Linked DNA regions of Mus musculus: region 1 is linked to region 2. The links are chromatin loops, found by intact Hi-C in ENCODE. Cell type or tissue: heart. All regions are shown on one strand. Links, peaks and the distances in the headings refer to the core of each region. The heading gives the core; the rest is flanking DNA. Region 1 has its middle 11 kb from the start of Clec2l. Region 2 holds the start of Tbxas1 (thromboxane A synthase 1, platelet).

Region 1 (15,148 bases), core at 3,386-11,385, 260 kb before region 2:
TAAAAACCAAGCTATCTCTGGCATGGTTTTCTTTTATTTACTATGGGATACTCTCCACCATATGCAGCAAATGGCTCTCACCAGGCACCAGGCAGAGGCCAGCACCTGGTCATGTTTATTCGCAGGTTTATTCACCATCCCCACGCTGGCTGATCTGGTTTCTGCTGGTCCTAGGCTGGTGTGGAGGAACGGTCCTGGTCGGCCTCATCAGACCAGGTCTTACTTTCAAGTTTCCTTAGGCACATGCCTCCTGTACCTCTTGCACCTCTCAGGGCTGTCTGTCTTCAGTTGGGAGACATGAGGCAGTTATTATTTAGTAAAGGACCCACCTGTAATTGGGCAGGGCCTGTAGAGACGAAGAGTCCCTGATAGAGGCCCAAAAGGTGGCTCCCATCTGTCATGCCAATGAGGCAGCCACAGGCTTGATAAGACAACCCTGTTGCAGACCTTCCTGGTGCATGCATGGAAGCCTGCTGCAGACCGGGAGAAGAGCCTCACACAAAGGGAGACACCTCCCTGAGTCATCTGCATGTTGGAACACACACCACCCTTGTTGGAAGCCACACCCTGGTTATGGTAGGGATATGAAGTGCCTCTATGAAGGTGCATGTGTTAAAGGCCTGGTTTTCAGGTGCTGTTGAATGGGGATTGGAGCCCTAGAGTGTTAGCCTTATCAGTGGGTTAATCCATTGATGAGTCCATAGCTGAATGGGCTCTTAGCAGATGGGCCCAGATGGAAGAAACAGGTCACTGGATTGCCTTTTGAAGGGTACTCTGCCCCTGCCTCTCCCACCCCAGTTGTCATAAGGTGAGCAGTAAACTTCAGGCACAGCCCTCTCTCACCATGATATTCTGCCTTGCCTCATGCTTAAAGCCAAGGATCCAGCCAGTCTTGGACAAAAAAACTCCAGCATTGTCCTCTGCTGTGGGTGGGGAAATTTCTACCCTACCCCCCAAATCCTTCTGATCCCAGTCTCTACAATTCTTATGCTCCAAAGAGAGAAAAATTCACGCCAGGGCACAGGTAGGTCAGACAAGCAAGTACTCAAGGTTTGTTTTCAGTGGGTGAGCAAGCAAACGCAAAAAGATGGTTTTCCATGGTGGGGCTGCGCTGGGCACCTCTGTCTATCTAGCGTTTGGCTTACAGCTCTTGGTCTATCCACCTCCTCCCCACCTTTGGCGGCCACTCTCCCAGGTGGTTCCCTAGTGGGAGATAAGTAGAGAGGTTTATTAAGGGAAGAGCGACAGCACCGCCGTGCCTCTCAGTGAGTGGCTTTGTGGGTGCTCACCAGAGCCTGCCAAGCCTGGCTGTGTCTTTGTTTTTTGTTCTTTTTCTCAGACTTCTCCCCCTCTTTTATCTTGGGTGGCTTAATATCTCCTATTTTGTCATAGTACCAGAAAGCTGACTAAGCAACTTATGGGTTCTCAGTCTCCTGGGAAGTGGGGTCATAACTGAGGCGTGAATGGACAACTGACTCGTGGCATTTGTGGTAAACTTCCTTGTATCATGGATTATCATCCTGTCAGAGCGGATCTTTCTGGGTCTGTGGTTCAATGCTTAGAAAGATCTAGATGGAGGACAAAGTGGTACAGCCTGTCCAAGGGACACGAGGAGTCGAAGCAGTCCCTTCCTCACATGGTAGGTTACAGAAAGCTTTTCCTGACAGACTGGCAAAGTCTGAGGGTCGCAGAGGCTAAGGGACGAGGCAGCCAAGGTTGGGTATTATAGTCCTCTTGTGAATACATCAGGCATTTGGGATGAGACTTGCTAGAGGGGTTTTCCCACCTCAGATTACCTCGCAAAGGTCTAAGAGATGGGCATAGGGTATGTCACCAGAAACTCATGACAGTGGTTAAAAACAATAGTCTAATCAGATATGTTGACAGCCAGATAATTATGGTTCAAGACAAAGCAGAGTAATCACAGACTCTGGAGGGAAATCAGAAAGCAGGGAAATTGGTGTTGGCGATGAGGGGAAGGTGGGAGAAGGCAAAGTCTCTTAAGTACAAGAGTTCCACATGCTTTTCCAGTATTGGCCAAGACCGAGATACAGCAACAGGTCCAGTTCCCTCAAACGCAGAGCACACGCGGAGCACCCTTGTCTGCTGCAGGCCACCCGCTGCCAGGACCCTGAGGCAGCATGAGTAGAACCCAGGCAGGGAGTCCCAGGGGCTTTCACAAGGGTGTATAAGTGATAGATCGCCATGCAGGGCTCTTCCGGGCCTCTGCCCAGATCCTAGGCCTCTCTTCCCACCTAGGCCATTTCTGAAGTCCCTAGCCACTCTCATGCCTGACCCACAGTTGTCTGTCCCCTAGTGAATGGCTCCTCCTCCCTCACCCCATTTGGACTAGGATTGCTGGATCCTTTAGTCATCATCGTCGTTGTCGTCATCATTGTCGTCATCGTTGTTGTCCGTCGTCACTGAAAGCCACGTGTGACTTGCTGCCCTTCAGCCTCCATCCTGCCAGGGGCCTGCAGCTCTCTGCTCCTCTGTGCCTTTGTGAGCAGGTTAGATTCTCATCTGTCTTGATTTCTCAGTCTGATCTTGGTTCTTTCTTTCTTTCTTTCTTTCTTTCTTTCTTTCTTTCTTTCTTTCTTTCTTTCTTTCTTTCTTTCTTTTTTTTTAAGGAAGCTTCTTGCACAGAGAGGAGAGGCTACGCTGAGTCCCTCCCGTCTGTGAGCAGTCCTTTGTTCTGGTGCATGTGTGGTTGGGGGTTCATCTGCTTAGTCTCGGGAGAGCTGAGGGTTCCCAACGGGTTCACATGCCAGTCTGGGGGATGCCCTCCTTGGCATCTGACTTACTTTTAAATGCAGCCCTCAATTTAGGGGGCAGCTTTGCAGATTAACAATGTTAGTTGAATTTACTATCTCTTTAATTCCTTCCTTCCTTCTTTCCTCCATTCCTCCCCCCGATCCTCACCCCCAGGACAGGGTTTCCCTGGGTAACCCTGGCTGTTCCAAAATTAGCTCCATAGACCAGGCTGGCCTCAAACTCTGAGACCCACCTGCCTCTGCCTCCCGAGTGCTGGGATTGAAGGCATGTGCCACCACCACCCTGCACCTTCCTTTCGTACTGGGGCATTATCATTGTCTCTTTGATGGACAGGACCCCAAAGGTCAGTAGTGGGTAGCAATGTGCTTTTGGATGTTCAGGCATAAGAAGTACCACCTCCTTTCCTCAAGTCTTGTCATTCTGTTTTTATGAGGGGGAATCACAGCTTCACCGTGAGTCCATTTCTAGGGCTGCCTGTGTTCAGGGATTTAATTATACAAGGATCCCAGGACTTAGCGTGTTCTGAAAGAGGCCATGTGTCCTTGGGTCAGAAGCCCCATTCCACTCCCCGCACACAATGCAAAGGCAGCTTCCAGACACTGGTCTTACCTCTGTAGGGCTCAGACACCCTTCCTGTCTCATGTGGGCACTGCCTGCCCTGTTGCCATCCTCTCAGAGGTCCTGTGCATTCACTTATGCCTGCTCTAGTCTGGGGCCTGACACTTCCTTTGAACCCATGGGTGTACCTGAACCAGCTGAGCCTTCTCCGACTATTCGGCTGTTCTGGGCAATAGTTTCAGTCCATCGATCATCCTCTATGCCAGACCTCCTGGGTATTATTTTATAAGTCAAGGCTTTAAAAACCAGCCTACTTTTCCTTGAGACCAGGCACACATTCCTCCTCGGGGGCTCAGTGCTTTGCAGCTCAAGCTCCTCTTCTAGAACCTGCGTCTGTGTCTCACTGAGCGCCTAGCCTGTGGGGAAGGATTTGGGTCTCCTTGCAAAACATGATGCTCCATTCTGGACCCCACTCTGCAGAGCTTGTGGATGAGAGCGAGGTCACTGGAAACCCACCAGCCTCTGGTTCTGCCTGTCTCTGAAGGTTAGTGCTTCTAGAAATTGACCTCTCTGGGAAGGATGGACGCCAAGCTAAATGGCAGGGTGGAGATAGTGGATATCCCTAAGCTGTCAAGACAAAAGCTTCAGGAACCCCACCGATACCTGGGAGGGTCAACTTTGTTCTGTCTGGCTTTGTACTTGGCTGTCTCAGACTGATCTGACCTGGCACAAGGTACTCGAATATCCGAGCCCTAGCCTGTGTCAATCTTGTAACAGCCTGTTCTTGTTCCCAGCCACTACTGCTACCTCAGGACAGGCAGGTTAGCTTCCTTAGATGGGTACAATTATGGGAAGAGCCCCAAATACTGAAGAACTTGTCCAAATGACAGACTGGAAGATCTTTTTAAAACAATTAAAATTTTAATTTATATTTTGTGTTTGTATTTATATTTGTTTGCCTGAATGTTTGTATATGCACCGTGTTTTTGTGTGACAAAACCTTTTCTGGGACAAAACACATATGTCTTATTCACCCTAAATAGGGAGCCCATGACAGACTGAAAAATGGACAGCACCAAAGTCCAATTTGGTGAGCCAGGAGTTTTACTGGGGTTACTTACAGGAGCAGAAATGACTCAAAGATAGCTGCATCACCAAGGCCTACCCCAGTGTGGGTGACAGAGCTGGGAACCTGGAGCACAGTGCACACACAGCCTGCAGGCAGGCCAACAGATTGGAGACTGCCCTTCCCAAGTGGCCTGGACTAAACCCCTTCCAGGCAGCTGGGCTGCTTTCTGCTTCTCCCAGGCTGGTATTTTTTGGCAGTTTGACTTGCAACTAAATTCTGCCTCTCTGAGAAATATTCTCAGCTTTTATTGCTCACTCTGGCAGAGAAGGACCTAGTGAATCTGCTCAGTTTTAGGGACTTCCTGAAGGTGCTTGTGTTGTTTACCTTCCCGTTTAAGGAATTTCCCTGAAGGATGGAATGTTTCAATCTTAGAGGAAACTTACTCAGCACATGTGTATGCAGTGCCCCAAGAGACCAGAGAGGCATCAGGTCCCCTAGAGATAGAGCAGTGGTTTTCAGCTTGTTGACGCTATGACCCTTTAATACAGTCCCCCATGTTGTGGTGAACTCCAACCATAAAATATTTTCATTGCTACTTCATAATTGTAATTTTGCTACTGTTATGAATCCTGTTTTAGATATAGGATATTTCCAATTGTCCTAGGCAAGCCCTGTGAAAGGGTCATTCCATCCCCCAAAGGGGTCATGGCCCATAGGTTGAGAACTGCTGAACTAGAGCTAAAGTAGTAAGCCACCATGTGGGTGCTGTCAACGAAACCCTGAGCAGTAAGTGCTTTTAGTCACTGAACTGGCTCTCCAGCCCCTTAGACAGGAGGGTCTTACATAAGTATTGTGACCTCCCAGGGATACCTTCTACAGCAGTGGCACCTGAATGTAGCGGCTGGAATAGTATTTCAGTCTGGAGGCGTTCTGAGAACAAGAGAGATGAGTTTGGCTGCTGGAGATAGGCTTGAGGAACAAAGACAGAGAGAGGGGTAAAGACACATCAATACCAGCCTTCCACAGGAAAGCTGACCTTAGTCCCCAGAAGTGTCCCTAGGGGGCAGCACAGAACCTGGGTAGAGTAAGCCCTAACCAGCAAGTGTCCTGGGCCCGTTGGAGGATTTTCTACTTATGGGAAGACAGGGGCTAAGGAGCCTAGGCTGAAGCAACATTTCACATTTAAACTGTAGCAGTCAGTTTGTGCCTTTGTGAAAACTGGACAAAAAGTGCCCCACAATGTACTTTTCTGTGTGCGTGTGTGCGCGCGCACATACCCACACACCCCTCCAAACAAACAAAAACAAAAACAAAAAACCCCAAAACAATCCTCATTAGAAATTGAGCTCCTTCCTCCCGGGATAGCCCCTCACCAGCAAGCCTAACTTTGTTATCAGGTCAGGGCTGCATTCCAGATCCCCACGACCCCAGGTCCAGTACCTCTGTGCAGTGAGCAACTTGCGAAGCCATGTGAGGCAGTTTTGGCTAGGTGCTGTTCACCGCTTGCATCCAAGCGGCTTCAATTGATGTACTCACCACGTGTGGCTAAGAGTCCCATTGCCCAAGAAAGACAGCTGCAAGAAACACCGGCAAAGATCTTTCTCGGTGGATCTAAGGAGCCAGGATTCTGGTCCTGCTGTTTGGGATGGGTGCCAACGGGCTTGTATATGCTTGTCTGTATATGCTTGGGACAAGAGGGGGTGCTGGTGCGAGGTGGCTGTCGGAAGCAGATTTAGGGACCAGGAATCTTCAGACTATAACAGGCCTTGGCTCAGGGAGGATAGGAGCCCTCTGCTTTGCTAAATGTGCGCCCTCTGGGCAATTCTCAGTTGGGCAGTCACCAGGAGGACAGTCACCAGAAAGCTTCGTTGCGATATTTTCAGGCTTCGAGTTGTCAAGGAGAACAGGGCCACCAACCACGCTCCTTAGCAGGGTCTACAGCTGGCTTACCCCGCACCATAAAGCTATGTGCTTAAACCAGAAAGTTCCACCCAGATAGAGGTGCCAGTCTTCTCCAGCACATCAGATTGCAGCGGTACTCCCTTCTTGTCACTAGAGGGCGGCCGTGTGCAAAGGGAAAGCAGAGTGTTTGCTGCTAGCCTTGTGGTGCCTGGGACAAGAATCTTGTCCCAATATGGGTTCTCAAGAGAGTGAAAGCAGTGCTAGGCCATGACAGTGTCTCCCACCAGCCCCAGTAGGATTATATTTTGCATAATTAAACAGTAATTAACATTAGGTAAATTAAGTACTTTTAATAACGGGCTATAGTGGTGGTGGGTGGGCTGCTAATCTGATGGGAGGAGATGGTCGTGAGGTGTCTCCTGGGTCTAGTTCTTTCTCTCTCTTAATTTAAATATCTTTACTTTTTTGATAATTTATATATGTGTCAATAAGAGGATGACGTAATCACAGTTGTGGTAACTCCAGATTATCTTATATAAGGAATTCAGATGGTTACAGGAAGCTTCAAAGAACCCTAATTTTTTAGTTAAAAAAAAAAATCCTAACCATTTACTTTTGTAGATAGAGTCTCAGGTAGTACAGGCTATGTTGTCAAGGATGGTTTTAAGTTCACACTCCTCCTGCCCCTGTCTGGAGTGTTGGGATCACAAGTGTCCCACCATGCCCATGAAGGGCTGAGGGTCAAACTCAGTGCTTTGTGTATGCAAGGCAACCAGCCTACCAACAGGTTCACACATACAGCCCAACCATGTATTAGAGTTCTTAAAAGCATATATACTGTATATTAAATTAGAAAGAAAATTGACTTAAATAACGTATTTACCGAAAACAGCCTATCTACGTACCTGTTTTGTAATAAGAAAGCCTGTATTTATTCCCGTCGTTAAAAATACTTATCATATCAGATTTGGGTTTTTTCCTCAGCTGGTGCGGGTGAGCTTCCTGTCCCTTGCAGGTTCCTGTTACCCTCTGGGAGAGTCTAATGCATGAGGCAGCTGGTCTTGGCAGAATCGTTACTGAGAGCATCATTTTCACCCATGAGCCAATCTCTCTGCAAGAACCAGCTTCTCCGGACCTCAGATCGTCCCTCAGGAAATGCTAAACACAGCTCCCCTGCAGACTGGGCTCCAGGGTAGTTACCCTTTCTTCTCCCTCTTTTTCTCTTACTGATAATTTTAAAATTTATTTATTTTATATGTATGGGTGTTTTGCTTGTGTGTATGTTCGATGCTTGTGCAGGTCAAAAGAAGGCATCAAGATCCCCTTGAACTGCAGCTGTAGACATCTGTGAGCCACCGTGTAGGTGCTGAGAACTGAGCCTGGGTCCTCTATAAAAGCAACAAGTGTCCCAAACCCCAGAGCCATCTCCAGCCCTGTTGTTCTGTGAACAGCAGTCTTTCCCTTCTTAGAAGAGTATCTCAGTTGACCACTTTTCCTTCCTCTCCTCTCCCCTCCCCTGCTCTCTCCTGCCCTCTCCCATCCTCCCCCTCCCCCTCACACACACACACACACACACACACACACACGCGCGCGCGCGCGCGCACACACACACACTTTCTCCTGTAGCACTGGGGATTGAATTGGGGTCTATCTTACCCATGGTAGGAAAGTGCTTTACCACTGACCCTGGTCCCTTGTGTGCAGTAGCCTGGATTTTCTTTGGGGACTGTTTCTTCTCACTTTCTTCTTCTTCTTTTCCTTTTTCTTTTCTTATCTTTTTTTTCTTTTTCTTTCAGAAAATGTTTTTCTGAAACATTTTCTGAACCTGCCTTTGCCTTCCAAGTGCTGGGACTAAAGTCCTGCGCCACCACTTCCCTGCTCTTCCCACTTCCAGTCCTGTAATCTGGATGGGGATGGCCCTGACCCCAACTCCAGGGCTGGATGTGTGATCAACACTTTAGCCTTAGTCACTGTCACAGGAGATGATGTATGCTGCTTAGTTTGATGTCAATCTGACAGCAGCTAGAATCTTAGAGAAGAGGGAGTCTGAACTGAGAAACTGCCTCCATAAAACTCACCAGGAGGCAAGTCAGTAGTGCCTTTTCTTGATTAATGAGTGATGTCGGTTGGCTGAGTCCATGGTGGGTGGTTCCATCCTTAGGCTGGGTGGTCTTGAGTTGTATAAGAAAGCAGGCTGAATAACGTAGTAGACAGGATTCCTCCATGGCCTCTGCTTCAGTTCCTATCTCCAGGTTTCTGCTTTAAATTGCTGTCCTGGCTTCCCTGGATGATGAAGTGTGTCCTGACAGTTGTAAAGTGAAATAAGTTCTTCCCTCTCCAGTGTGCTTTTGGTTATGGTATTTTTCTCAGCAATAGAAACCATAAACAAGACAGGGAATGCGTGGTGTTTTCATGCTGGTGTGGGTTTGTCTGAACTTTCTCTGCTGATTCTGCCCATGGGAAGATGCCAGTTCAGTGGCTACCTTCCACTGTGCGGAGTCTGAGGACAAAGCCAACATGGAGAGGACAAAGGCAGACTATGGAGAGGTAGAGTATAGTGCTTATCTCAGCGATGGAGCTTGAGTCCGGCTGAGGGTGTCCCAACATTCAACTGTAAGAGCCAATGTGTTTCTCCTTTCCCTCACTGGTCTGGGTCTAGCAATCTGCTGCTAACCCGGGAAGTATCTGTACAGCATAAGTTAGCATAGTTGCCTGGATGAGGTTTGCACGTGGAACTAAAATACAGAACCAGCCAAGTCGACACAGAGCAAGACTGTGGGAAGCCACAAACGCCATTACAAGATAGCGCTAGCTACCACTGGCCACCGCCCATGATTATGGGTAAACAACCAATGTGCGCATGCGCATAAGAGTTATTTTTGCCGAGTCATTGCCTGGCCCGACGCATATTAATGAGGTACTGGTAGCATAACCAATCAGGTATGGACACATCAATCCTAGGCCTATATAAGCAGCACCATTTCTGGGCTCAGGGTCTTTCGCCTAGGCAGTCAATGCTCTCCCAATAAACGTGTGCAGAAGGATCCTGTTGCAGCGTCGTTCTTGCTGGTGAGTCCGATGCGCACAAGACAAGACAATGTCTTTCTGTTCTTGGCCAGCAACTAGGTGATTCATGCTATGTTGTGGTGACACAGCTGGTGATTTATGTTTGACATGTACCCAGGGGCATTAGGGGGCTAAATGCGCAAAGTTGATGAGTTCCTCTTACTAATTCCAACAAGATCAAATAAAGAAATCTAAGAGCCATTCTGATGCGTGTTAACTGTGCACAGACTTCCAGGCCCATAAAACATGGCTGTGCAGTGTTGTGGGGTACTCACCAGAGAAGACCTGCTTGGATATGGGTTTAAGTCTTTACTAGCTGGCTGGTGATGACACTGGGTGCTCAGGATCCCGGTGTAGCATTGACATTGTCTCAGGATAAGCTTTTAAGCACAAAGACCATGTTCTGAATTGACACACTTCAGTTAGCAAGAACAGTGGGCCAGAAGCAGAAGCCAAAAAGCAAGGTTAGTACATGAGTTTCTCATAACTATGGACTTAGATGGATTATGTCTCTGTTTTCATCAGTGACAGGTGGTGCTGGCTACATGCTGAGTTTTACAGCCCACTGACACTTCCAACATGGAGTCGGTTGTGCTAAGGTCTGGGGCCCAGTTACATGCAGTTTCAGTGGCATAGACTGGTCAGACTCAGAGACAGGAATACAGTGCTGAGTAGGGGTTGGGGTAGGAGGGCAGGCGTTGTCTAGTGAGTTCAGAAATTTACAAGATGAGGAATGTTCAGGACATGAGCTGTGGAGATGGCTGCATAGATACGAGGAGCAGCACTGAGTTGGCCAGTTAAAAGGGGGCCAAGTTGGTACATTTTTATAGTGTGTGTGTGTGTGTGTGTGTGTGTGTGTGTTGGGCTAAGTTTTACAAACAGCACACAGCAAATGGGAAGATACAACTTTGTTTAAAAGGTCTTTCTACATGCAGCCTGAAATCCAACATGGTTCAGGGTACAAACTAAAGCTACTGAAAGAAAGATGAAATTTCAAGACCTGTAAGTCATATAAAGTACTCAGAAATTGCTGGTTGTTTGTGAGCCTAGAGGCTGCCTGGGGCTGAGAATAAAGAAGAACAAACCTGGGTATGCCCCGTAGTTAAAACATTCCTGGGAACAGCTTAACCTTAAAGATAAAGAAGAGCCGGGCGTGGTGGCACACGCCTTTAATCCCAGCACGTGGGAGGCAGAGGCAGGCGGATTTCTGAGTTCGAGGCCAACCTGGTCTACAGAGTGAGTTCCAGGATAGCCAGGGCTACACAGAGAAACCCTGTCTTGAAAAACCAAAAAAAAAAAAAAAAAAAAGATAAAGAGGAATGTGAAGACATAACAGGGCTCTCTGAACTGAGTCAACAACTCACAGAACTCTGACACCCTGCACATACATGTAATTTTTCTACTGATGTTTGAATAAGCCAATAGTGTGTCGCTATGCTGACTTCCACACCCCTAAGCCCCTTACCCCATAAAAACCCCTAGCTTTCGAGCCTCGTGGCCGACATCCGTTATCTCCTGTGTGGGATGCATGTCGGTCTGGAGCTCCGTCATTAAACGACCTCGTGCAATTACATCAAGATGGTCTGTTTGTGATTCTTTGGGTGCACGCTGAATCAGGAATTGAGTGGGGGTTTCCCCACTAGGTTCTATCACTACTACACAAGGATAGAGATAAGTCTGGAACTTAGTGTAGTAATGGTGCAAAACTGGCTGGTTTTGTGTCAACTTGGAGTTATCACAGAGAAAGGAACTTCAGTTGAGGAATGTCCTGACTTCCTTTAGTGATGAACAGCAATGTGGAAATGTAAGCTGAACCCTTTCCTACCCAATTTGCTTCTTGGTCATGATGTTTGAGCAGGAATAGAAACCCTGACTAAGACAAACAGCAATGAGGAAATGTGTGTGTGTGTGTGTGTGTGTGTGTGTGTGTGTAGTATACCTATACACATGCTTTTGAAGACTAGAGGACAACTTTGGGTCATTTTGCAGGAGCCATCACTTACTTTTAGTGAAAGTTTTGCGGGCTGGAGAAATGACTTTCCTATTAGAGGCTTAGGCTTACACTTAAATGGATGGCGTTTTACTACATGCACTTATTTGTGTGTGTTCAAGTGTGTAAGGGTCACAACACATATGTAGAGGTCAAAGAATAACTTGTGGGGTCAGTTCTCTCTTTCCACTGTGAGGGATAGAACTCTTGGCCATTAGATTTGGAGGCAAGAGCTTTCACCACGGAACCACCCCAGCCTCTCCATTTGAACAGAGTTTGGAATGGAGTCTCTCATTGGCCTGGAACCTGACAATTAGGCTAGGCATGCTGGTCAGTGAGCCTTAGTCCCTTGTGCTGAAATTACATGGGTACACCACCACACCAGGCGTTTTGTTTGTTTTAAAATGTTTTTTAAATGTGGGTTCTGGGAGTCAAACTTACACCCTCATGCCTACAAGGCAGACACTCTACCATTTTATCAACGGAGTTACAATCTGCAGACAGGAGAAGTAAAGCCACAAAGAGAGTAGGCAGCTAAACCCTGTTATGTATTGAGTGTGACGTGCCCCCCCCCCCCCCAGCTCCAGGGATCGTGTGCTTGCACATTTGGTCATCAGCTTTGAACACTATTTTTGGGGGACTGTGGAACCTTTAGGAGGAGGGGGAGGAGCCTGGCTGGAGGGTGCTGGTTGCTGGGTTGTGTGCTTTAGCGGTTAGAGAACCAGCTGCCTCATGCTCCTGCCTCTACATTGCTGAACCTCTTCCACAACCATGGTGGTTTAACCCCAAATAGCAAACTGAAATCCCCCCCCCCCTTAAGTGGTTTCTTGTCAGGTACTTGGTCAGAATGAGGAGCAAAGTGGTTAACACACCAACAAGACTGAGCTGGGATGTAACCTAAGCCCAGCTTCTAACATCGTAGGCCCTAGCTGCCAAGTCTTTCTGCCCATCTGCCCTCACTCTTCATGTAGCCCAGGCTGGTCTGAAACTTGCTGTAGCTGAGGTTGACCCTTTTGCCTCCACCTCTTGAGAGATGAATAAGTTTGTGCCTCCGTGCCCAGTTTACAGGGCTGAAACCCAGGGCTACTGCATGCCAGGTAAGCAGCCCACAGAGGAGCTACACCTCCTACCTCCCACTGGCTTCTCTAACCCATCCTTAGAATCTAGTCACTCGACAGCAGAGACCACAATGGAAGTCATTGGTTAGAGCACCGAGGCCTCGTCCAATGGACGGCATTTCCAGTAGTGGAGGCTGATATGACACCTCTGGCTTTGTGAATGCTCCCTGGCATTGATGGGAGATTCTGAGATGAGGGAGTGGTGTCTGCCTCACAAAGGCTGGGCTTGCAGGCCTCTTGCAACCCATGGGCCTTTTTATCAGTGAGGAGCTACCTTGCCCGTCCCTGGTGGCCCTTTCCTCCTTTCTGTTCTTTTACTCCACAGCCACTCTTCCTGCCCAGGAACGAGCACTGATAGAAAGCACCGACTTTGTAATGTTGCCTGCTGCATTCAACCCTCCTGACAGCTTTGCCAGCAGCTCGGTGAACCCAGGCTCACATCCCAGGACAGGGCACCCATGGTCACATGCGCAGCTGCCGCCGGGGCTGGAAAATATCTTGGCCACATCTTTGAGAACTCTGTCCTTGCTGCTGTGGGTGATCCCTGTGTGTGACCTCAATCCATTTAGCATATCAAGTCCCTTAATTACTTATTCTTCTTTCAAAATTCTTTATGTATTTTATACATGAGTGCTTTGTCTACATGTAAACCTGTGTGCCAGAAGAGGGCATCAGATCCCATTAAAGATAGTTGTGAGCCACCATGTGGGTGTTGGGAATTGAACCTGGGTCCTCTGCAAGAGCAGCCACTGCTCTTATCTACTGAGCCACCTCTCTGACCCCAATTATCTATTACATTTGATAAGAACACTTAAGACTTATGTTTCAGTGTGTGCATGCATGTGTGTATGTGTGTGCCTGAGTGCGAGGGTGCCAGGGGACAGCCCCGGGGATCCACCTGGCTCCTCCTCCCCAGTCCTGGGATTACAACATGCGTTTGCCATAACATTCAGCTTTTAAATAGGAATGCTTAGTGTGTTACCAAGTGAGCTATCCACAGCCTTCCTTTCCCATTCATTTCTGGGTGCACACATGTGATATGCATGTGTGTGTGTGTGTATGTGGAGGTCTGAGGATGATGTCTAGAATCATCCTTGATTGTTTTTCCACTGTATCTACCGAGGCAGGACCTCTCAGGCAAACCCAGAGCTTTATGCTATGGCTAATCTTGCTAACTAGCTTGCTTTAGGGGTCCCTCATCTCCTCTGCCTTCTGAAGCTTCAATTGCAGCAAATGGCTTGTTCATCGAGCCATCTCGCCATTCCCCTTAGCAGTTTTGAAATACAAACTTCACTGTGTGTGATTCACCATAGGCATGCTGCTGTGTGGTGGATCTCAGAAGACAGCTAAGACAGCAGTTCTCAGCCTATGGGCTGTGGGTTGTGACTCCTTTGGGGGCCAAATGACCCTTTCACAGGGGTCACCTAAGACCATTGGAAAACACAGACATTTACATTATAATTCACAATGGTAGCAAAATTACAGTTATGAGGTAGCAACAAAAGTAATTTTATGGTTGAGGGTCACCACAGCGTGAGGAACTGTACCAAGGCTGCAGCATGAGGATGGCTGAGAACCACTGCTCTAAGGAAGTTTGGTACCCTTGACCAACAATTTCCTGTTCTCCCAGTTCCTGAGAATTTGGTTGGAACAGTCAGTCAAAGACTACAGAACAGTGCCACCCCGTGACCACATCATAACTATCTCCTGTGTCTCCATGGAGCTTCTCTTTGTCTTGGTTTTTCATCTTTCTCCTCCTCTTGTTTTTTGTTTGTTTGTTTGTTTGTTTGTTTGTTTGTTTTTCGAGACAGGGTTTCTCTGTATAGCCCTGCCTGTCCTGGAACTCACTTTGTAGACCAGGCTGGACTTGAACTCAGTAATCCACCTGCCTCTGCCTCCCAAGTGCTGGGATTAAAGGCATGCGCAACCACCACCCGGCTCTTTCCCCTCCTCTTAATTTATAGGGCACACAATGAATGATTTCTTCAGATTTTGTTACATGTGGGCCACTCCTGGCCCTCTTTCTGCCCACAGCTGAGACCTGCCTGGTATTCTGTGGAAACGCAGAGGAGACAGGTGTAGTAGACAAGTCTCCTAGGTGATTCGCTTGGCTTCTGATGGTGCCAGCATTGGAGGAGGGTCAGCCTGACGTCTCCAGCCCTGTCCAAAGGGAAAAAGCCTGCAATCTTCACACTGGCACCGTCCCCACCCCACTCATGTCCTGGCTGCCCCCCTCCTTGAGCATTTTTCCAAAAGCCAGTCCTTATTGTCCCCCCACCCCCACCCTGAAGCAGTGAGGTGACCTGAGGCCTCATTTGGACATGTTTGTCCTCAGGATCTCATCCAGTGACTGCTTTTCTTGAGACTTCTGTCAACTTGTGCTGTGTGAAGAGGCTGTTCAGACCTTGACATTGTGTGGTGTTTCAATCAGACATTGTGACCTGACAGTCCAGGATCGCCTCTTTCTGCTTGTTTGTTCTTCATATAATATTGTATGTTAAAAATATGAATTATTCACCAGCATCAGACGTGGAGTCATTTCCTACGTCATCTCGTCCTCTGGAAAACTGGGGCACACTGACCCCACCGGAGCAGTTGCCGCTCGGTGAGCACCCCCAACCTGAGTTGACTCCTGCTGTCCTGTCTGTCCTGGAGGCTTAGGTTTTGCAA
Region 2 (15,148 bases), core at 3,287-11,286:
TCACCTTTGTTGTTAGCAGACATTTCCCAAGATTCGTAGATTCTTGAGCTGGCAAGATGGTTCAGTGGGAAAAGGCACTCGCTGCCAAGTCTGATGCCCTGAGTTTGATCTCCAGGGCTCACATGGCAGGATAGAACTGGCTTCAGCAAGGTTTTCTTTAACTCAAGTGTATACCATGGCACAAGCGTGTGTGCGCGCGCGCTCTCTCTCTCTCATTAAATGTGATACAGATTTTTTAAAAAAGAAATCTAAGCTTCTTATCTAAAGATGAAGTGTATGGAAGACTTGGGAGCCTCCCCAATGAGGCTGGTTATTTGCTTGCATGTGCACATGTATTCACATACACACATGTGTACATGCACTTTGAATGCCTGTGGACACAGATGCACGTGGGTCCACATGTGTCCACGTGTGTAGAGGCCAGGTATTAACGTCCTTCTCAATCACTCTTTACTTTGTTTGCTGAGGTCAGGTCCCCTCCTAAACCTGGAACTCACTATTGCTATTCTAAGTATCCAACTTCCCCAGGGGCTTTCCTGCCTCTGCACCCCAGTGTTGGGCCTATGGGCAGACCACCACAGCAGCCCAGCTTTTGTGTGGGTGCTGAGGATCTCTGGTTCTCACAGTGTTGTGGCAAGCCCTTCACCCACTGAGCCATCTCCCTATAAATGCTTGTTTACTTCGTGAGACAGGGTCTCACATAGGCCAGGTTGCCCTGAGCTCACCACGTATCTGAGGCTAACCTTGAATCCCTGATCCTTCTGCCTCTATCTACTCAGTGCTCAGATTACAAAAGTACAGAGCTGGCTAAATGTGATTGTTCAGAGCTGTGCACAGCCAGATTGTCCCCACTGGAGAAGTCAAAGGGGAACAAGCAGGTTCCCCTGTCTTGGAAAGGATGTTGCTTGGAAGGATTATCTAGGTCTGAGTTTGCTGACTTAGGCTTGTCTGTAGATTCCACAGTACAGTCAAATCTCTTGAAAAGAGACATGGTGGAACTAACTTCTGGAACCAACATCTAGACACAGTGCAAAACCTGAACAGGATGAGAGATGGCTTGGTTGTTAACAGTACAAGTGACCCTTACCCAAGACTCAGGTTTCGTTCTCAGTGCTCACATCAGGAGGCCTCCCACCACCACTTGTGGTCTCCTTGGGTACTTGTATGCACATGGTACACACACACACACACACACACACACACACACTCAATTTAAGAATTAATAACCTTTCAGAAAAATTCAGAAAGACTATGCAACAAACTACTTGAGGGGAAAAAGAAAAACACAGAATAAAAATAAAAAAGGAAAGTACTGTTCCAATCCAACAGAGCTACACAGGGGCCACTCCAACGACAGGGTTGCCAGGAACCTGGGCAGGGACGGTCCAGAAATGTGAAGCCAGATATGATTGCTTTACAATTGCACACATAGTGTCCCGGAGGATACTCAGCTGTGATGAGAAAGGCCCCCAGAAAGCAGCAAAGCCTGAAATTGGCCCACAGGCCTCTGTCTCTGTGAGGTAGGTTGGCTTTTTTCCCCCCAACCTTGCACTTCCTGGCCTGTACCGTCCAGAGCAATTGCCTTTCATAAATTTCAGGTACATGTCTGAAGCAGATGGTTGAAATGTAGGGATGGTCATAAATCTAGGCCCAGTGGCTTCCAGCTCTCACATCCCAGGGTCTCAGATGCTGGCCTCAGTATAACTGTCACAGAACAGTCTTGTACGGGTGGCAGTTCAGTGTGTTACACTTGTTTCTTGTTGCCACCCTTGAAAGCGGCTGCACAGGGGGATGTCAAAATAGCTGACGTCTTTCTCTGAATCATAAAAGACTGATGGGAGGTCTCTCCAAAGCAAAGGCAGCCAGGCTGAGACGTTCTGCACTGAGTGGTCAAGGCCGAATTCCTACCAAGCAAGTAGCATGAACATAGAGACACGGTGTCAGGCCTGCATTGCAGGGGTGACCTTTTCAGCCATAGGCCTGGGGGGAGGATGTACAGGCACAGAACAGTGGCCTTCAAATCTGATGCTCTGACCCAACCCAAAAGACTTCCCAGAACTCCCTCCCTCTCATAATAGTAATACATGCCAGGGACAGGGAAGATGGCTCCGTCACTGAGTTTTAAGACCCCAGAAGTCATGTTAAAAAAAAAAAAAAAGATTCAGGCACCTTGATCATACTTGTAATCCCGATGCTGAGGAAGCAGAGGCAGGCAGATTCTTGGACTCTTTCTGGCTCGCCAGCCCAGTCTCCTTGGTGAATCCCAAGCCAGTCAGAGATCCTGTCTTAAAATAAACACATGAACAAATACAACAAAATGTCCGGGGAATGACAGCTAAGGTTGTGCTCTGGCCTCTGCATGCAAGCACACACATGAACACATACCTGTGTCCCTGTCCACACAGGAACATGTGCACGCGCACGCGCGCACACACACACACACACACACACACACACACACACACACACACACACACACTCATTCTAAATGTTAAGTTCAGACAGATGGAAGGAATAAAACACCCTTTGCTTTTTTTTTTTTTTTTTTTTAATTTTTTTGAGACAGGGTTTCTCTGTGTAGCCCTGGCTGTCCTGGAACTCACTCTGTAGACCAGGCTGGCCTCAAACTCAGAAATCCACCTGCCTCTGCCTCCCGAGAGCTGGGATTAAAGGCGTGTACCACCACGCCCGGCTTCACCCTTTGCTTTTGCCATGTGTGCGAGCCAAGGCATCTTTCGCCCTTTGGTGCACCGTGTGGGTTGTGCCTAAATGAAGAAAGAACTGTTCTCAGAAAACAAAGAGTAGGAAGGGCAGGTAAGAAGAAGCAGAGGTGGAATTTGTTGGTGATCCCGACTCTACCTCTCTCTCCCTGCTTGGAAAGGACAAAGAGCTGCGGTATCCCTGTGCAGATAACTGGATACCTGCTCAGCCTCCCATGGACATTCCGCTCCCACCCCTCTGACTGTGCCTGCAAGGTGAACCCCCTGGGGAGGCCCTCATGGTGTTTGAAACAAAAGTGGGGGAAGAGATTGTGGGAAGTGGGGGGGGGGAGCTAGGGGCGGGGATGAATCCTTTCTGTCCAGTATTCCAAAGACCACCCAGGTTTGGTCTAGCACTTAGGAAGCTGATCCAGAAAGGTCAGGAGTTTGAGGCCAGACTGAGCTGTGTAGCAAGACTCTATCACAAAAGTTAAAACCAAAAACAGAGAAACAAGGCTGGGTGTGGTGGCATACTGCTTTCATACTGGCACTCAGGAAACAGAGGGAGGTGGATCTCTCTGAGTTCGAGGCCAGCCTGGTCTACACAGTGAGTTCCAGGACAGCCAGGGATACATAGTAAGACCCTGTCTAAAAACAAAATACCTCTTCCCACAAACAAACAAACAAACAAACAAACAATCCCAAAGAAACCAAAATCCCTCTGGGCCTCTGGTCTAGGGCTGGTGAGATTCCTGAGTTGATTATGGCTTCCTGGAATGTCTGAGGTAAGTCCAGGGTTCTTAGGTTTCTTACTTAGACCCTGTTTCTTGGAAAAAATACCCACTATAGACTTATGTCCTATAGTCTTCAAACTGCTCACAGATACCCAAGTGGGTCCCTGTACTGCCTGTTTGTAAGTATGTACCTGAAGCCACCTTCCCTGGAGTTCTAGGCTCTGGTAACTCAAAGATGAGGAATTATCCAGATTATTATATTCTTTCTTCATATTAAACTCTGTGAAGACAGACACAGAAAGTTGCGACATTTGGGATCTATTCCTAATGAGAGATGAGCGAGATGAAGGGTGTGGACCTCCTTTGTACCTGCCTGCTCTCCAATCACCAAAGAAAGAGTGTTTCTTCCTTTCTGTTGGCTGTGTATTGCTTCTATCCTTGTCTGTTCGTTTCCCTTCAACTCAGTGGTTCTTTGGGATAGGACATAGGATTCAGTGCTACCTTTGCCAGCACCTCTGTGCTTCCTGTCTGGCCTGGAGGAAGCTCCATTCAGACAACATCAGCCTCTCATTGCTGGAAATCCTCCATCTGCCTGCCTAGCATTTTGAGAAGCCATATCCAGACTTCTGCTTGTGTCTTGTTCACTCGGCCACAGCCTGGGCTATTGGTCTGTTCTTCATGAAGATTGAAGTTTGGAGTGCATGGCTCTGTCCCTCTGTCCCTTCCTTTCTTCCTCCCTCACGGTTGTTAGGGAGATGACCAGTGTGGGTGACTGGGTTCTGACTCCTCTCCCTGCCAGTTTCTAGCCTTGTCTTCAAGGGTCACTGGGCTGGGCTGGTAACAGCCTGGCAGAGTGTTCTCTCATCCCAGCTGTGCCTGAATCAGGAGACGGCCGGCCGTTGCCATCAGAGGAAAGAGCGAGTGTGGAGTCCTAGTACAAGATGGCACAGAGAGCTCAGCAGAGCTCCAGTGAGAGTCCTGGCATCTCACTGACTTAGGGCCCTGGAGAGACATGACACAGATGCCAAAGCTAAGCAACCCAGGGACCGCCGCTTTCTGAGGAGGGGGAGGATTTCAAGCAGAGAGCCAGCAACCTGGTGTCAGGGATGCTCGATGAGAGTGGGCAGCTACCTCGGTGCCCAGATCGTCTGTGTTGTCCCCGGGCATTTACCAAGACTGCCATTGTCACCCAGTTGTTCCATCCTGTGATTTCCATTTCCGGCTGATGTCCTGGTCCCCCAGGTGCCCCCCAGCTCTGTCCTTCAGCCTGCCACCCAGTGGATACTCCATGTGTCTTGGGTGATGGCATTAGGTCCTTCAACCCTAGATATAGTCCAAGTTCTGCCTCAAATCCTCATTGCACTACTATTCTATAAGATTCTCGCTGTAAGAGAATCAATCACAGGGAGAGAGTGTGTGTGAGCAGAGAGAGTGCTTGACTGATTTTGCAAAGCATCCCTACGAGGCTCCCAGACCTTACCTTGGCAGTTTTCCTATTTCTTGGTAGCCTGACCAAGCAGATAGAATAATGTGGTCCATTCCATGGGGGGAAGGCTGCATCTTCTGACATGACTTATTCTAACCGACAGCTTATTTCAATGAGCAAATGTAGTTAACACACCCCAAACTGATTTTGTTGGTAAACATCACCCAACTGTTTTCTTATTAATTTACCTTGGCAACACCTCTCCATCATGCAATTATGTGGGATTTTAGACCCATATTTACACCCATCCCACACACACCTTATGCTACCTCATCTTCTACTACTGTGTGGAGGGAAAGGACACTCTCTTAGGTTTCTGCAGGACTTCGTATAATGTTATTGGGAGATGTCAAAGACACTTGATCCCAGGAGTGTGGTGGCAATAAAAGTTAGGGGCTGCCCAGGGCTTGGGGAGAGGCCACCTGGAGGAGAGGTGTCCTTTGGAATCTGAGGGGAGGAGAAGAGTCTCTAGGCCAGGTGTTTTCTGGATTTCCATTCAGTTGCTGTAAGACTAGACTTTGGAATTTTAAAATGCCTCCCCTTGAACTATAAGTACTGGGAGACAGGAAGGGCTGAGAAACTCGGGCGTCCTCACCAGGAGCCCAGATCAGCAGCAGCAGCCCCTGGGAAGTTGTTAAAATGCAAATTCTCAGGTCTCAGCCTAGACCCACTGAGTCTGAAGCTCTGCTGAATGGCCCAGATATTATTGTGCAGGGGAGTCCCGTGAGATCAAGTTGAAGGACCAGTGCACTAGAGACTAGGAGCTTCAGATACTCCCCTTAAAAATAACTGTCCTCGGGGTCGAGGAGATGACTCAGTGGGCAGAGCGCTTGCTGAACAAGCCCAACAACCTGAGTTTGAAGCCTCAGAACTTGGGTAAAACTGGACCCAGTTGTGCGTACACCCAGAATCCCCACACTTCTGTGGAAGATGGGAGATAGAACCGGGAGAACCCTGGGAGGTTGAACCCTGTCTCAACAAACAAGCATCTACACCCAGGGTTGTCCCGGAACCTCCATGAGCTTGCTGGCTAACACACTGACACATATGAACGTGTGCTGTGCACACAGAGCCATGTCGGACCCCTCTGCCCACCAAACAGAAAAGCGAATGGCCTTCATCTTCTCCATGTCCCTCAGAAGTCTCATCCTTGGTTCTTGCTTGTAGCCCCAGAGCCTTGAGGTCTTCCCCTCAGGGCAGTGCGTCCTCAGGTAGGGTGGGGCTTAACTCCACAGCCTTCGGCTGGGAGCAGAGTAGGCCGGACAGTTTTTCAGTGGATAAGAAGTTACAAGTCCCATGGAGCCTAGGAAGGGCCATCTTTTCCTACTGTGACAAGTAGTTCTGTGTTCTTGTCATGTACAGTGTTCTCTTCTATCCAACAGCCCAGGCTTCTCCCGGGGCACACTGTTTTGGTCTTCAGCCTCTCCAGTTCTATTTGAGGAACATTCCAGAGCATGCCCAAGATGGCTGTCATACATTGTCTCCCTTGTGTGGCCTCAGCCCTGTTTATGAAACTACAGCTGTGTGGGTCTCCTGTCTGTGAGTCTCTCTCTACAGCCCCTAGGTATTTAGTATGTGTCCTCCCTCCTATTCTACCTTCTTTCACACATGTGCTTGAACACATGCATACCTGCCTGCTCACACATGCACACACACATGCAGGCCTGCAAGAATCTTAACCACAAGTCTGGCACCTTCAGGATAAAGTCCAGGCTTCTTAGCCTGGTATCTAGAGGCCTCCATCTGCTGGCACCGCCCCGAGTCTAGCCTTATCTCTCATTAGCTTTCTTTGTGAACCCTGCCTCCAGTCAGAAGGGTCTACTTGGGAACCCTTGATAAGATAAGCAAGCAGAACTAGAGACAGTGAGTCCAGACAGCCATGGGCAGCTTCTAGTGCTTGAGTTAAGTAGTGCAACCTAGAGAATGTTCTGTGGAGAGAGGTCTAGTGGCTCCACAACACCATGGTACTGTCTTTCCTTCTGGAAGTTCACCATCATAGCTTTCTTGGACACCTAGTTTTGAGTAGTCACTTGATGGCTATTGTCTAGAAAATGTTCCCGCTGGTTGGGTAATGGGAACACACTGCAATTTGCTGGAGTGCTACCACCTACCCTCATAACCCAAAGAGCACTACTGCCACCTGGTGGCAGCTACCTAAAACACAGGCAAGAGTTCATTTCATTTATTCCTTCACTCATTCAGCATTCTGTGAACTGAGAGACAAGCAGGCACCTCCTGGCCACTGGAGGCACAACACTGGGCCAGATATAGTCTTCATTAGAAGCCTAACTTATGCTTGGAGTGTAAGTATATAGAGGTAACCTCGGTGGTATAGGTTTGAGGTGCTATGGTAGGGAAAAAAATGGTCAGACCCTGCTTTCTGGGATGTCCTGGGGGCCTTTCCTGAGGGGGCATCTACTCTTGAGTAATGAAGATGTTTAGGAAAGAACCTAGCCTATGAAGGAAGGGTGAGGTGTAGGTGACCCAGGGCCTGCCATAAGTTCATGAGCTAGGACTCTCTCTCTCTCTCTCTCTCTCTCTCTCTCTCTCTCTGTCTGATAGTACTGAGGATTAAGCCTAGGGCCTATGCTTGCAAGCGCTCGCTCTGTCACTGAGTTCCAGCCATGGTCATAGAGCAAATCTTTTTTTCAGTTCACAGTGTTCTCAGGGTAGAGGAAACTGAGCCTTGGTTTAGGCAGCACCAGATCCTAGAGGGTCTTTGAGTGGGCTAAGATGAATGTCACATGCAGACAGACCCAGAGTCCCTGTGAGACTGGGAGCAGGCTCCTGGGAGTTGGATAAAGCAGACCCCAGATCTCAGCTGAGCCTCTAGGTAGTTGGGAAGTTGAAGGTTGACACGCCATCCCCTTAGGAGCTAATACCTCTCCATGCCTGTCTCCTGATCTGTTGGTCCAGATGTAGCCTTGGTTACTAGCCTGTTCTAGTGCCTTGTCCCACAGAAGAGTCTCATGGGCTCCCTACCAGGGGCAGGAATGTTCTATATCCCCTAACCTAATGGTTTTTCCTCTTAGGTCTGACTCCACCTCCCAGCCTCCTCTACAGTTAGGTGTGGCCTCATATCTGAATCCAGGCCAAGGCAAAAAGTAGTAGAGATCTCTACTTCTTCCAGGCCTGACTTGCAAAGCACCACCTCCCAGAATCCCCTCCTCTTCTTTCCCATAGGCTAGTTAGCTATGGCTGATCCTGCAGGGATGTCTGAAGGTCTGTTGAGTGACAAGCTTATGGGATGAAGGGAGCCTGGATCTTCAAACACTGTGTGGGAGCTGCTCACAGGATGCCTTGCTTTGGACCATTATGTGAATGGCAACTTTATATCTATTTCCTTACAAGGATTGGCAGATCTTTGTTACAACATTATTCTTCCTAGCTTCCCCCCTAGACCCAATTCTAATCTCCATGCAATTCTTTGGGGATAGCAGGGTCCTGCTTTGCACTAATGATTTTCTTGGAGGCAGCTGCTGCCTACACTCCTGACTGATAGCCCATCTTCTGCTGTATGAGCACTGGCCCTGTGTAGATGTTATGGTGCCCTCTTCACCCTGTGGTGGGATGTTCCCGTGCTGACAACATAAGGAAGGCCACTATGGTCTTGCTGTCAAGCTCTGTAGAGTCTGAATTCTGCGTTCTAGCCATGCAGTCTCTTTCCTCAGTGCCTGGCTTGCCCAGTGACTGGGAGGTGACAAATGACTGTTCCGGGCTCTAACTTGCTGAAAGCTCTCTGACTTGCCGCAAGGCAGTCGAGCCATCTGCTGACTCTGCATGTTCGTAGGCAAAGCGTGTCTCATTGTCAACATGTGGCCACACTCAGCCATGAGACATGCCAAGAGAGAGTCTCTGACAATTTAGGACGTGCCAACAGCTCACAGGCTGAGATCGTGGGTGACATATATTGATGGAAAAATGGAGAAGTGAGGGAGGCAGGCTTGGCCATATCTGGAGAGCAACATCAAGAGCAGCCCGTGGTAGCTCTGTCTAGTAGCACTGTCTACTGCCTTCTGATGACATACCCAGTCAAAATCTAAATGATCGTGTCACTTCTGCCTCCCTGAGATGGGAAGACCTGTGTGATGTTGACACGTGGGTGTTAGATGCTCATCTGATGAGCCAAATTTCATTTTAAGTAATGAAGTCAGAAGGAATGTAATTGGTCTAACTAGCATCTCCTCACTGCCCTGCTTGAAGCTCTTTAATGGTTTCCCCACTCCTCAGAGGGAAAGTACCGACTGTCCCACATTTCTCCTACAGCATCCAGTCCAATATAAGGCCTTGTTCAGGGCCCCAGCATTCTCTACATTTTTCAGGCACACAAAGCAACGGCAGTCAGTCCCTTGTGCAAATCCAATGAGTCACGGTTGTGAGAATGAATGAGAAGGAGGAGATTTGCAGACGAGTAAGAGACACGAGCATGGAGCACAGACTCGGCGGTGGAGGAATGGATGTCTGTATGTCTTTCTAAATACAAGCCCAGTGGGATCAGTTCCTGTTCAGTTATCATATCAGGGTTCTCGTGGCCTAGGCTGCTGTCTGACAGAGCAGCTGCCAAGGAACCAATGGAATGAGCTGTAGTGGATGAACAAGGGGAGCCGTGGGCATACTGAGGGAGGCTTGGCAGGCAGAACCTGCAGGGATTGGTGCTTCACTCATGGCAAGAAATGGTGGGTAGGAAGAGGTAAAGTCACGGGTAAGCCCAAATTTTCGACTTGGAGCCACAGAGACAGAATGTGGGAGAGGTGAGGCGAGATGGAAGCTGCAGTCACGAATCTAGTTTTAGATATTTCCAATCGGCAGCATCTGTGAGATAGTTGTCAGGGAGGGGGACCCAGTGGGCAGCTGGAAATATTGGTCTGAAACTTGGGAATGAGAATGGAGCTGGAGAGGACAGACTGGGGAGGGGTGGGCCCCGAGGATGCTAATGACGGGCAGGAAGGAGAGACGGCAGAGCGACAGGCGGCATGCTTGCACAATGAGATCGAAAATATGGTCCCTGCCCTCACAAACCAATACAAAATCAAGATTTGACATAGACCTTAAAGCTGTTTATGCACCTGTCCGTATTTCCATAGCAACCCCGAAGCAAAGAGAGAGCTCTGCCCTTATCACAGGCAGGGAACACACACAGATGGCTGCTGTCTTTCACAAGTCTGCAAATGCATGCTACATCCTCTTACCACATCATGCACAGACAGTGAGTGGCACCTGGTCCAGCCCTTTCTAAGCCTGCTTTTCTCTAGCCCCGACTCTCTACACACGCCGCTCCCAAAGCCATCATGAGGGTAACCATAGGGACCCCAATACCAAATCCAAAAACATGTTGGGAGCCACTGCACTCAAGCAGTCAATGTCCTTGGCCATGCCCTGTGACTGCTTGCATCAAGTGCTTGCTGGGTTGAAGTTTTGCTAAGCCAGGTACACAGAGCACATCCCTGTCCCCACAACTATGAGAGTTGGGGGGAAAATTGAGATTTGGAGCAATAGTGTAAGTTCCTAAGACCACAGGAACTACAGTGTGAGGACATTTAGGAACAAAAGGGTTTGAGTCCCTCAGCACTGAATATGGCTTCTCTGTGATTTTTTTGCTCTCTGGAATCCACCCTCCTCTCTCCCAGACTTCTCTCTGCCCTTCCTTGCAGCATGTGTTCTCTCTCTCTCTCTCTCTCTCTCTCTCTCTCTCTCTCTGTATGTGTGTGCATGTGTCTGTGTGCAGGCTTTGTGTGTGTGTATGCACACAAGTGTGCATGCATGAGAGAAGGTCAGAGGTCAACGTTGGATGTTGTTTCTTGGGATACCATCTACCTTGGTTTTTGAGACAGTGTCTTTCATTGGCCTGGGGCTTTCTCAGTAGGGTGTGCTGGCTGCTCAGCAGACCAAAGGGATTCAACTGACTCTGCCATTCCAGTATTGGGATTTTATTTAAGCTTGTGCTACCACAGCTGACTCCTTTGTGTGTGCTCTGGGTATTAAAATTGGATTCTGTTGTTTACACAGCAAGCTTCTTACCAACTGGGGTGGGAGGGGTGGGGGTGGGGGTGGAGTTTTTGTTTTTTAGTGGCTCACCATCCATCCTATCCACATGCAAATGTCTCTGAAGATGGAAGCCATTCTCTCACTTCAGGTCCTTCTCCTCATTGTTGCAGGTCAGCCTTGTTACCTGTGAGGTCCTTTATGTGCTTGTGCTCAGCATGCAAACACTGGAGCCACTGTCCTTTCCCTACCTAGGCTCTTTCCTGGACTCCTCCCCCTCCCCCCATGTCCTCACTGTGCTGCAGGACACCATCAAGGGGAGAAGTTAGAAGGTCAGGCATTACCGTTGACATCCTTCATCCCCTAACCCAGCTCCCAGAATACAACTATCCATTATGCCTTTCCAGAGCCTCAAAGATAACTCTCCTAACCAGTTTCCATGCCTCCTGATTCACTCAGAGCATCGTCTCCTACTGTGATGACCCACAGCCTCTTGGCTGGACTCTTCCTCAAAGGTATAAACCATCCTATCTACCTGCTAATAGGTATTTCTAGAAGCATTGCTCACCTCTTCCCAGGGTTCCTCTGAGGTGATCTAGAGAGGCGCTTGCAGAGTGCTAAGGAGGTACCACACACTTTCTTTGCTCGGGGCTAGTCTGGCCTTGAGTGTTCCCTGAGGACGCCTCTTTTTGCCTCTGTCTTGCTTTTCTGTCAGAGACAGCCAAGCTTAGCACTGAGCAGCTGGGAACCTTCCACTGAGAAGCAAGGCACCTCTTCTCCACACATGCAGTTTTTAAACACAGGAATATGGAGGAAATACCACGGAATTTATGGAGGAAAAGCTTTAAAAAGAAACACAAGACTTAAGTCAAAACAGTTGACTCAACTTTGGGGAGATGTCTGCCTCAGGGTAGGAGGGGAAGGAGACGGAGTGTGGAGACAAGAGAAAAGCTCTGTGGGGTGCCTACTATGTGGTCTCAGTGCCCCTGACCCCCACCCCCAGCTCTCAGAATCAGGGGCCAGGAAGCCACGCTGCTCAGAGGTAACAGGGGCCAGGAAGCCACGCTGCTCAGAGAGGTAACACTTGCCTTTTCATCCAGCTATCCCACTTCTAAGAGATCCTGTAAAGTCAAGAAACTGGAAATGTGAATGACACTCTACAGAGGGTTGGCTAGTTGACTCCCCCAGTAACCATGGAATAGATCCATAAGTAGCTACGGATACCTTGCTCTGGATGTAGAAGTGACACACATCACAGAAGTGCAGACTTGAATACATCACAGTAGGTAAAATGGCATGGATATAAGAATTTTTTCCCACATGGAAAAAAATATTGATATATTAGGGGCAGTACTTTAATATGACAACAGAATGTCCCTACATTGCTTCATGAACTTCAAAAGTCTAATAAATCCTTGTTTATGTTACTTTCCTGCTGAAAATCCTTTAGGTCACTTATTTCTGACCCTACCGCTTCATCTTGGCTAGCTTGCTTCTCTTAGTCCTTGGTTATTATCTCTGTCCCGCAGCAGATAGAGAAAGGGTGTGGCTGTCTGTCTCAGTTTTCTATTGCTGTGATAAAGTACCATGGCCAAAAGAAACTTGGGGAGGAAAGGTTTATTTCATCTTGGAGTGCGCAGTCCATCATCCAGGGACGTCAAGCCAGGAACCAGAGGCAGGAACTGATGCAGAGATCATGGAAGAGTGTTGCATACTGGTTTGTTCTCCATGGCTTGCTTGTTCAGCCTGCTTTCTTATAGAACCCAAGAGTGTCTGGCCAGCATCACCCACAGTGAGCTGGGCCCTTCCACATCAATCTCCAATCAAGACCAGTTTTCCTATAGGCCAGTCCTTCGGAGACATTTTTTTTTTAAATTAAGAATTCCTCTTCCCCAATATGTTTTGGTTTGTGTCAAGCTGAAAGAAACCTACCAGGACACCATCTCTCCATAGCATTTGCAGTTTCTACAGATCGCACGTCACCTAGGGATACCTCCACACTTATTGTTATCCTTCGGGTGTGAGCAGCCCCTCAGAAAACTGGGTATCTCTGGCTGACCACTTGCATTCCATAACAATGGCAATGAGCATCTGGGGTCACATCAGGGGTGAGCGTACGTCATCCATAGGGTGATATAACAGACACATTCAGGACGGAATGGATGACCTGGCTTATACCACGACAAAACTATGTGACCTTATTCTAGTCCCTCTCCCTTTCTGGGGTTCTGTTTCCCTCTCTATAAATAACACTTTGCCACGATCAACATTTCTCAGAGCAAGTTCCTTAGAGTACTCCATCCGAGCTGTGTTAATAAATGCCCCTGAAGGAGGATTCTGTGGTCAAAGGCACTTGGGCTATGCTGCTGGCCACATCCCACTCAACATTCCCAGGGCATATCAGCAACTTCATAGCTCTGAATGGAGCTGCAGTAAATAAACTTACTGATTAATGTTTAGACCAGCCTTTCTCACACTTATCTCACCTTGGACGCCTTAGGGAGCACTGTGTGTGTGTGTGTGTATACACAAGTATATATGTTGTTTTTTCCACAGTGTTGCTCTGGCATGTGCACTGAATTCAGTCACATCTGAGGTTGTTCCTTCCCTGAGCATGGCCATAAACCTGCCGTTGCTCCAGTAGCACTAGCTGTCACTCTGCATGGTAGCTCCTTAATTTGAGCAGACTATCTGACCCTGTGGAGGAGAAGCCTACTCTGAGAGAGGAGAAAGAAAGATGGGGGGGGGTAGTTGAGGAAAAGAACAAGGCTCGTGGGTCTTACCGTAGTACTTAAAGCGCAGAAAGGTTTTCCCACCTCCAGGCCTCCACCCATGCTCTCTTTCTGCTTCTCCTGCAGCTCTCTACAGGACAAACTGCTTTCTCACAGGCAAATCTCAGTGATGGCTTTCCTCCCTAGAGTCTTCCCCACTATACCTCCTAGCAGGCCATCCCACAGGCTGTCCCCGAAGCTCCGTTTTGAGAACCTTCACAGCACTGTTCTGCACTGGTAATTATTCCTTCGTTTGTAGACTGTATATCCATCTGCAAAGAATCTTCTCCAGGGTTGGGGGCCAGCATCATTTGTGAGTATGGCGGATGCTGACCCCATATACACTCTATGAATGGCCGAATAACGTCATGGTGGGTGTTTTCCTGCTCACCCAACCTTTTTATCTGTCTTCAGGATGAAACACGCTGATGAATAAGCAAATAAAATCATCCAGTGTCTTTCATCAAATTAGACCAGAAGCTAGAACAGTCAACCCACACACGACTACGAGTGAGCTTTTACACAACCAACAACTCATGCTGAGAGCGCTCACCCGAGGTAAGATCTGTGGTCTGCACCAATACTGTGAGCATGCCTCTCCTCTCAGTCAGGAGCTTGCATCCTATAACCAATGCACTGGGAGGTGGTTGGCTACAAAGCAGATGATGCTGTCCACCTGGCCCCCAGAATCCATGGAACATTCAGAGTGCCCTGGCCTGTGTCACCACTGAAGTACAGATCGACAAAGGTGTAGAGAGGCAAATCTTGCAGGAGGTCTTTCTCTGAGGACGGCGTATTTGAGAAGCAGTCAATGGTTAACAACCATTTTGCTTCATGATGACCATGAGGCCCGCCTGTCTGCTCCTGTTTCTGGGGAAGCTAACATAAATGTTTATTGACAACACAGTCATCAAGAAAATAAAGTTGCTGATTCATTGCCCTGAAGCCCTTTGTTTCTCCCTCTGCTTCCTTCCTCTTTATAAAGAAAGGCACACTCTAAGAAAGAGCACTTTTGGGGGACTCACTTGATGGGATGTTCAGCTGACTACCTACTTCTTTCTCCACCACCTATATACAGATCAGGACTCCTATAAGGGCAGGAGAGCAGCACCCTCTTTCCTCCTGAGGACCACCCCTCCGGGGTCTCCGAGGAAAAATGGAAGTGTTGGGGCTTCTCAAGTTTGAAGTCAGTGGTACCATAGTGACTGTGACTCTGCTCGTGGCTCTCTTGGCCCTCCTGAAATGGTAAGTGTGGCCAACCACAGGGACTGCGACACTACAAATGTCAGCCCAGGAGCCTGTGGTGCCAGGTGGGGTATGCGGGCGTGTGTTTTTCTTCTTGTCTAATCTAGAGGGAGTTGAGTATTAACACGGCTTCGGAATTAAAAGCAAACAGCCAGGTTAATTTTTTGCTAAAATGCATGAGATTCAAGTGTCAGGAAATGCTGGAGACTCTGTGACTGGGAACGCTACACA

What was found. Hi-C counts contacts between places; a loop is a spot of excess contacts. Peaks named below come from ENCODE experiments on the same cell type or tissue, not always from the same donor. Only the 100,000 strongest peaks of a DNase experiment are listed, where the experiment ranks them.
Region 1: it touches region 2 in a loop (7-fold over the local background); 25 of 42 quality-filtered maps call a loop at or near these places.

Annotation. Positions count from the first base shown.
Region 1 is chr6:38,644,292-38,659,439 of GRCm38, forward strand. No RefSeq gene overlaps it. Among named protein-coding and RNA genes, the nearest start is that of Clec2l, 11 kb to the right of the region's middle. In heart, for the core only: CTCF peaks have their summits at 5,470 and 6,464 (motif pointing right); no DNase peak of the experiment used is centred there.
Region 2 is chr6:38,904,325-38,919,472 of GRCm38, forward strand. It overlaps Tbxas1 (thromboxane A synthase 1, platelet), which reads left to right and starts at 14,662. Exons shown (of 13, transcript NM_011539.3): 1 at 14,662-14,917. The coding sequence starts at 14,829. In heart, for the core only: a CTCF peak has its summit at 7,071 (motif pointing left); DNase peaks (open chromatin) are centred at 7,087 and 8,722; H3K27ac peaks cover 5,346 bases.